Regions from separate parts of the Homo sapiens genome. Here region 2 is linked to region 1. A link is a contact called in ENCODE Hi-C data. All regions are on one chromosome and are shown on one strand. Each heading gives the region's core, a stretch centred on a gene start or an enhancer-like site at or near the end of the contact. The rest is flanking DNA. Distances are from core to core; before and after follow the strand shown.

Region 1 (3,346 bases), core at 847-3,346:
GGGAAAGATTTTCTTAGGCTTGTTCTTCCTGTCCATCTCAGTTAAATAATAATCATAACTCATGTAAGTCTAGAATTTGTCTCAAAGTTATGCCTACCTGGCTCGTAGGATGCCAACGTTAGGAGTGAAAATAGTCAACGCTCTCCCGAGAGAGCACATGACACTACATGAGCTTCATCAAGACCCTCGGAGGCCCAGAATGCGCACCAAAGAGCCATCGACGATAATTCTTCTACCCAACTTTTATTTAGTATTATTAAATATTCAGTAAAGTTAAAAGAAATTTGCATCAAATTCCTCTATACCCACTACCTAGATTCTATTATAACTTGCCACATCGCATATCTATCTTGCACTGATAATTCTTTTAATAGTGTATTAGCTGTCCCCTGGGCTTGACTCTCCATTGCAGTAGGGAGCAGGAAAAGACTCCAGGTCCCAAAGCCCTGGAGAGCTAAGAAAAGGAATACGTTCTCCCAGGACCACTGTGAACTCTTTCCTGGGCCCGGTACCTCTGGGAAAAATTTGTTGAAGGGAAGGCGGTTTTCTTCTCCCCCCACGCCCATCCCCCCTTTTAATTGAAGACTTCTTAAGCATAAGAGATTTCCTTCCACTAGGTGAATCTGAAAGCGAACTAAGATCTTGACAAACATTCCTTGCATACGTTTGGCAGCTTTCTGGATGAAAGAGGTCATTTCAATGTTGACGTTCTACTTTTTGAGCTTCCTCCTTTTTTCTGAGGCTGCTGGACACTACCCCCCCACCCCCGTCCCCCGTCTCCCGCCAAAAGAAAAAAGGCGCCTCAAAAGTGTTCGTATCTCTTAAAGTTCGTTAACCTCTTTGCCTCCGTTGCCTGCTCTGCAAAATGAGGATAATATCGTACCTACTCAATATGGTGGTTGTGAAGACTCAGTGAGCTAATACATGCAGAGCGTTTAGAGCAGTGCTTTACACACAGTAGCATTAAATAGCGGCTATCACCCATAAGCACATAACTCCCAGATTTATATCTCCAATTCTGATCTCGCCCCTTCAGATTTATACCCTTCAGTCTGTTGAAGGATACCCCGTTGTGTATTTCTACCTGTATGTACCAGAGACACCTCAAATTCAAAATGTCCAGAAATGAACACAGTATCTTCTTCCCTTGAGTAACTCGCCTTCTGTATATAATTGGGGTGAATGTTCCAGCAATGCCAACGGGCTAGCATCTACTCAGGCAGGTACGCCAGACATCTGAATCTTAATACCTCGTCGTCCCCCCTCAATCTGTCACTATGTCCTAATTTTATTTCCTACCTTTGCATCCCTTCCTCATAATTATCAGCACCACTGCCTTAATTTAGATCCTATCATTCCTTGTCTGGATTATTTCAAGTCTTTCGCCCCTCTCAAGTCTGACCTCGTCATAGACTGTTTGTGGATGATTATTTTCCCTGCAACATCTCCACCTCCCAATAGTCTCCATCACTTATTAGCCATGTGAATTATGGCAAATTGCTTAACCTACCTATGCCTCACTTTCCTTATTGTAAAGTGGAAATAAGAGTACCTATCTCATAGGGTTGTGTGATTAATCATGCGATGCAATTAGAACAGTGCCTAGGATATGAAAGTGCCCCAAAATGTTACGTTATTATTATTATTACTACTATTGCCTTCTCATGAACATGCTATGTGTATGTTCAAGCTGTTATCTCTACTGGAAAATCCTTCTCCGTTTCCAATACTCTTTCCAAAACCCCCTCCTGGGTTTTACTGCACCTACCATTGTGTACTGACGTGATTGAATGATTGGCTTATGGGACTGATCCTTTCTACCAGACTTAACTTCTTCAGGGCAGGAACTCTGATACATAGTAAATGGTCAATAAAAGTTGGCTCAACTGAAACCCTAAGGATAAACTCCATCCACAGCGGAAGGCGCGGCCCCGCCCGATTCGGGGGCGGGGCGGGGAGCCGCGCGCGGAGGGTGGGTCGATGGGGGTGGGGTGGGACTCTTTTTCCTCGCCGTGGCGGCGGAGGCGCACGGCGTGGGCTTGCGGCGAGACGTCGTCGTCGGAGGCTGAAAAAGCCCAAGGTGCTGCCGTTGCCCGTACAACTCGGACTTGCTGTTGCTCGAGCCGCGTCTGCACGGGTCTCGGACCGAGCGGAGCTCGCAGCCTCGGTCCCGGAGCCCACCTTCGCCTCGCCCTTGCCCAGCCTGCGGTGATGGAGGCGGCCACCACACTGCACCCAGGCCCGCGCCCGGCGCTGCCCCTCGGGGGCCCGGGCCCGCTGGGCGAGTTCCTGCCTCCACCCGAGTGCCCGGTCTTCGAACCCAGCTGGGAAGAGTTCGCGGACCCCTTCGCTTTCATCCACAAGATCCGGCCCATAGCCGAGCAGACTGGCATCTGTAAGGTGCGGCCGCCGCCGGTGAGTCACGCCAGCACCCCGGATCCAGCTCGTGGCTGGGGGAGGGAGCGGGGACGCGCGGGTCCGGGGAGGCCCGAGGCGCGGGGGGCGGGGAGCCGGTCGCCCCGCCGGCCTCGTCAAGTTTGGGGCTGCCTAGAAGGTCGGAGTTGAGGCCGGGGGAGGAAGACGGGGGCTTCTCCAGGGTGGGAGATGAGGAGCGTGGGAGAACCGGGGGCTTCGGCGGTGCCATGGGAGGGCCGGGTCGCCGCGGGGCTCGGGCGGCCGGGTGCGGAGGTTCGGGTTCGGTTCCGGATGGAGTGATGGCAGGAGCCGGGGGTGGTCGCGGGGGAGTTTCCTCACGGAGCCTGGCGGAGGCGCGGGCTGGAGGGAGGACTGTGGGCCCGGCGAGGCTCGGCAGGCTGGTCCTCGCCTCCGCTCCCGGGGTGCGGGGGTGTGTGATGGGGTGGGGTGGGGGTGGGGGACTTGCGAGTTGTCGTGCGAGGAGGAAAGTTTTCAATATGGCGGCGGGAGCCCCTGGTCCTTTGTGTGGTGGCGGCGTCGGCCCGGAGCGGCCCTCACCTGGGCGCCCCACCCTCCAGACCAGGGCACCCCTCCACCGCCTGGTCCCCGGGCCTCCAGGTGTCCCCCGGGCCGGGGTCAAGAAGGGGGCGGCCAGCGCTGGCTGGGGGCGGGGAGGAGCCGCGGGTCCAGCCCCGGAGCGGATGTTTGTGGGGGGCGTTAGTGTCTGGGGGACACTTTTGGGGCGGCGGGGGCAGGACGGGCGGCGGTGGGCCCCGATGCCCGCCCGCGCTCCCGAACGCGCACACTCCCGGCTTCTTCTGGCTCAGCCGCTCGGCTCCCCGGGGAGGCCTGGGCTGTGCTGGTGGGGATGGGGTCCGGGCGAGGCCGTGTTTGTAGGGGAACGTCAGACGGAGAGACCTCCGAAGATTTC
Region 2 (3,906 bases), core at 272-2,771, 190 kb after region 1:
ACCTCCAACATCAGGGATTACAATTTGACATGAGATTTGGGCAGGGACACAGATCCAAACTGTATCATAGGCTTTGGCTCCTTGAAGGGGGCACAGCATATACAAAGGCCCCGAAGAGGGTAATACAGTGTATTAGGGGAAACAAAAGAAGGAGTGTAGGCTGGTGTTAGCAACCCAGGGAGGGAAAGCTGAGGTGCTGCTGGATGGAGAGCATGAGGGGCTGTAGGCCACGCTAGGGCTTTCGGCCTGTCTCCCTGGGATGGCTTTTCATTTTTGGCGACATGACTGGCTTTGCATTTTATGAAGATTGCCTTGGTGGCAAATACGGAACTGACTGGAGGCGAGCAAGAGGAGACCCAGAAGATCAGGCAGCTATGTCGGGGGCCAGTTGACCTGTGGGCCTGGAGCTCGGAAGTGGCTTGACTCTGACAGAAGAGGATGGCACTGATGCCTGGGTGCAGAAGGAACCACGCAGGGAGACACCATGGCTGAGAAGGGAAGGACCTCAAGTGCAAGCCTGAGGCAACCGAAGGAGGAGTAGTCACAGTTATGACAAAAGCAGGCAGCGGCCAGCTGACCACAGCTCAGGGGTCCAGCTCAAGGAAAATGAAAATGCGCCCTGGGTTTAGTGACCTTGTGTTCATCATCCATGACTTTACAAAGAGCTACTTCAGCAGAGGGATGGGGCAGAAGCCACAATGGAGGGGCTGACGAGTGAGGTGGACGTGACGAAATGGGGACCATGTGTGCGTGTGTGTGCACGTGTGTATATGTGTGTGCATATGTGTATGTGTGTGCAAGTGTGTGTGCGTGGTCACGAAGGGGAGAACAAGGCAGCAGGTGGGGCTCATTTTTGGTGGGTGATGTGATAAACTGGACTGGTCCAGCCTCAGCTGAGGGAAGGGGGAAATGTTAGGCACAAGAAAGGGCAGGGATGGCAAAGACTTCCTGAGAAGTCAGGAGGGATCCTGCGCAGGAACGGGAACTGGCTTAACCAGAGGAAAAGCCCTCAACTCACAAGGGGTCAGGAGGAAAGGTCTGTGGTTTGACCCAAGGTTGGGACATTTTGAGAGATTTCTCGCTTCTGCTTTTCTTTAAAATAACAGCAAAGAGAGAGGAGGGGTGTGAGGGAGCCACAGGCCTGCGGAAACTGGAGGAGGAGGCGAAGCTGGTGGGGAGGCGTTTCCTGCAGTTTCTGTGCAGTGCAGAGGGCCTGGGTGATCCTGGGGATTGATGGGATACAGGCTGCCCTTGTACTGTGGGGGGATTTTCACCAGGGGGCTCAGCAGTCGGGGGTAGCCATGGAGAAGGAGAAAGCTGTCAGTGGGATTTCTCCAGGGCTGGCGCTTTGCCAGGTGAATACCACAGAAATGCCAAGGGAGTGTGGGGAATTGCGAACAAGTTGTAGGCACCACGGACCATGGTGGGAAAAGAAGACTAGAGGGGCTGATGGTGGCCCAGGGAGGTCAGGGAGACTTCTCCAGGAAGAGCATTCTAGGCTGAGGGAGAGTAAGTGCCAAGACTGTGGGATGGGGGTCTGTTTGGTGGGTTTGTGGCTGGTGGCAAGAGGCCAGCATGGCAGGAACTGCGTGACTGAGAGCAAGGACAGGAAATGCCTGTGGGAGCCAGCCAGGGGCCAGGCCAGGCAGGGATCTTATTCTAAATGTGACAAGAAGCCACAGGAGGGTTTTAAATAGATCAGTCTGGCTGCAGTGTGGAGATCAGGCTGAGTGGAGGGGAGTGGAAGCTTCCAGATAGGAGGCTACTGTGGTACTCCAGCTGGAGGGTGGAAAGTGGCCAGATTTGGAAGGCATTGTGGGTGGTTGATGAGTTTGCAGACACCTGGGATGTGGGGGGGTGACCCCACATGGATGGGAAGGATGACCCCAAGGCTTCTGGTCTCAGCACCTGGTGCCATGTACTGGGTGCATAACTGAGAGACGGGCCCTGAATCCACCCCATCCACTCTCTGGGCCCACTGCCCATGCCTGCCTTTGACATGAGCCTCCTCAGGCATCTTCTATTCCCTTGCTGTCTGGGCAGCTATGGCCTCCTGGTTTTGTTGGAGTCTGGAAAAGCTTCCAATCTGCTGCTGCTGCTTCATGGACTCCCCACATTCCCTCTCTGCAGCTCTAAGTCATTTTCCTCTGGTGGATTCCCCGGGAATGCCGTCTGTCTTTCATAAGAGCTCGGGGATGACATTTGTTATTGGCTGTTTTCAACTCTTTCCCCGCTTTCCTCTGGAGTTATGCTCCACCCTAGTCTTTTTACTCACGACAGCCAAAGCGAAACTTTTAAAATATACATTTGTACATGTTACCCCTGCCCCCACCCTAAAAGGCCTCCCACAGCTTCTCATTCCTCTTTGGGAAAGACAAAACTCCTTGACGCGGCCTATGGTGCTCCTGATCCTGCCCTGCCCGGCCTGCCAGCCTCACCCTGAACCGTGATCCATCCACTCCAGCTGCCCTGGCCTTCTCTCAGGCTTTGGACTCACCACACTGCATCCCACCTCTGGGCCTTTGCATAGGCTGTGCTCTCTGCCTAGGCTGCCCTTTCATCTCCTCTTTACCTGGATAAATACTCACCCTTCAGGTCTCAGTTCAATCATCAATTTTTCAAGAAAGCACTTTTGCTTTCCCAGATTAATTCACGTATGCCCCATTATAAATGCTCACCACCACCAGATGGCTCTCCTTTCTTGCACTTCTCATAATTACAATTTTATATGCACTTATGTGAAGTGCATGGTAAATTCCATGAGGGAAGCATGATATGAGCTCAGTAAATACTTGAGTGAGTGAGTGAATGAATGAATGTGTCTCTCACATCTGTTCTCTCTACTCCATTCCTTACCTTCCCATCCTAGTGCAGGTCTTTACCATTTCTGGTCTGTGGAACCAACCTCCCTGCTCCACTCCCCATGGAGCTAACTTCACAAACCCCACTTATAACTGCTCAGCACCCTTCAGTGGTTCCTGCTGGGTATAGAGGGAAGTCTAATCTCCTTTTCTGGGACTCCAACACTCCTGAGATGCAGTTCTCCCCCTTCATTCCTGGCCTGCAGATTCCCTGAACCTCAGGAGCATTAAGCGTCTTCATTCCTGGCTGGTTTATTTGACACCAAGCAGCTTTACTTTGCTACAGGACCATTTCTGGACGGTCAGTCTGGAGAGAAGGCCTGCATCCACCATGAACCTTGGGTCCCTCTACGGTGCCAGGGCCACTTCCAGGTGCCTCAGATAAGGTTCAATGAACACTTCTCAGATTCACATCCAACCCACATTTATTGAATGCCCTCTATGTGCCAGACACAACCAAATTTATTTTTAAAATTTTCACGGCAGTTCTGAAAAGTAGGTATTATTTTCCACAATTTTATATTGAAGAAATCAAGTTTCACAAAGGGATTTTTGGAGTCAAATGACAAGTGGTTGGCATTCTTGGGACTACATTCAGCCTCTTCCCCCAGCCTGTGCTGCCTCCTGCCTGCCCTGCAGTGGAGAGTGAGAGGGTGGGGTGCTGCAGGGACCGTGGACCGGCTGTGGGGAGCTGTCTGCAGAAAGGGGAGGAGGACTGCCAATCCAGCGGCAAGGGTAGAATGGAGGAGCTAGGCTCAACTGATAAATGGCATCTACAAAAAGCCCACAGCTTACATTATATTAAATGAAGAAAGATTGAAAGATTTTCCCCCAAAGATCAGGAAAAAGACAAGAATTCCCACTGTCACCACTTCTGTTCAACAGTGGACTGGAAGTTCTAGCCACGGCAATTAGGGAAGAAAAAGAAAATGGAAAACTATCTTCATTTGCATGATTCTATATATAGAAAATCCTAAGGACTCCACCAGCACACACACACATGCACACACACACAAATTATTAGAACAAATGATTTCAGGCTGAA

What was found. Hi-C counts contacts between places; a loop is a spot of excess contacts on that map. Pooled maps may share reads with other maps.
Region 2: a map with no recorded cell type shows a loop between it and region 1 (15-fold over the local background). The contact joins the enhancer-like site here to the promoter of KDM5B in region 1. A Hi-C loop is called at or near these places in 2 of 37 single-sample maps with no recorded cell type and 7 of 50 pooled maps.

The regions. Positions count from the first base shown.
Region 1 is chr1:202,807,171-202,810,516 of GRCh38, reverse strand. KDM5B (lysine demethylase 5B) reads left to right here and starts at 2,096. Exons shown (of 27, transcript NM_006618.5): 1 at 2,096-2,415. The coding sequence starts at 2,212. It overlaps LOC124904583, which reads left to right. Exons shown (of 3, transcript XM_047439549.1): 3 at 1-279. RefSeq lists silencers at 2,082-2,291, 2,322-2,521, 2,922-3,041, 3,142-3,211.
Region 2 is chr1:202,613,374-202,617,279 of GRCh38, reverse strand. The region is part of intron 1 of SYT2 (synaptotagmin 2); the gene reads left to right. Among named protein-coding and RNA genes, the nearest start is that of SYT2, 95 kb to the left of the region's middle. Within about 2 kb of position 1,521, at least 13 of the 41 ENCODE cell types and tissues checked have a DNase peak (open chromatin) inside an H3K27ac peak, as active enhancers do.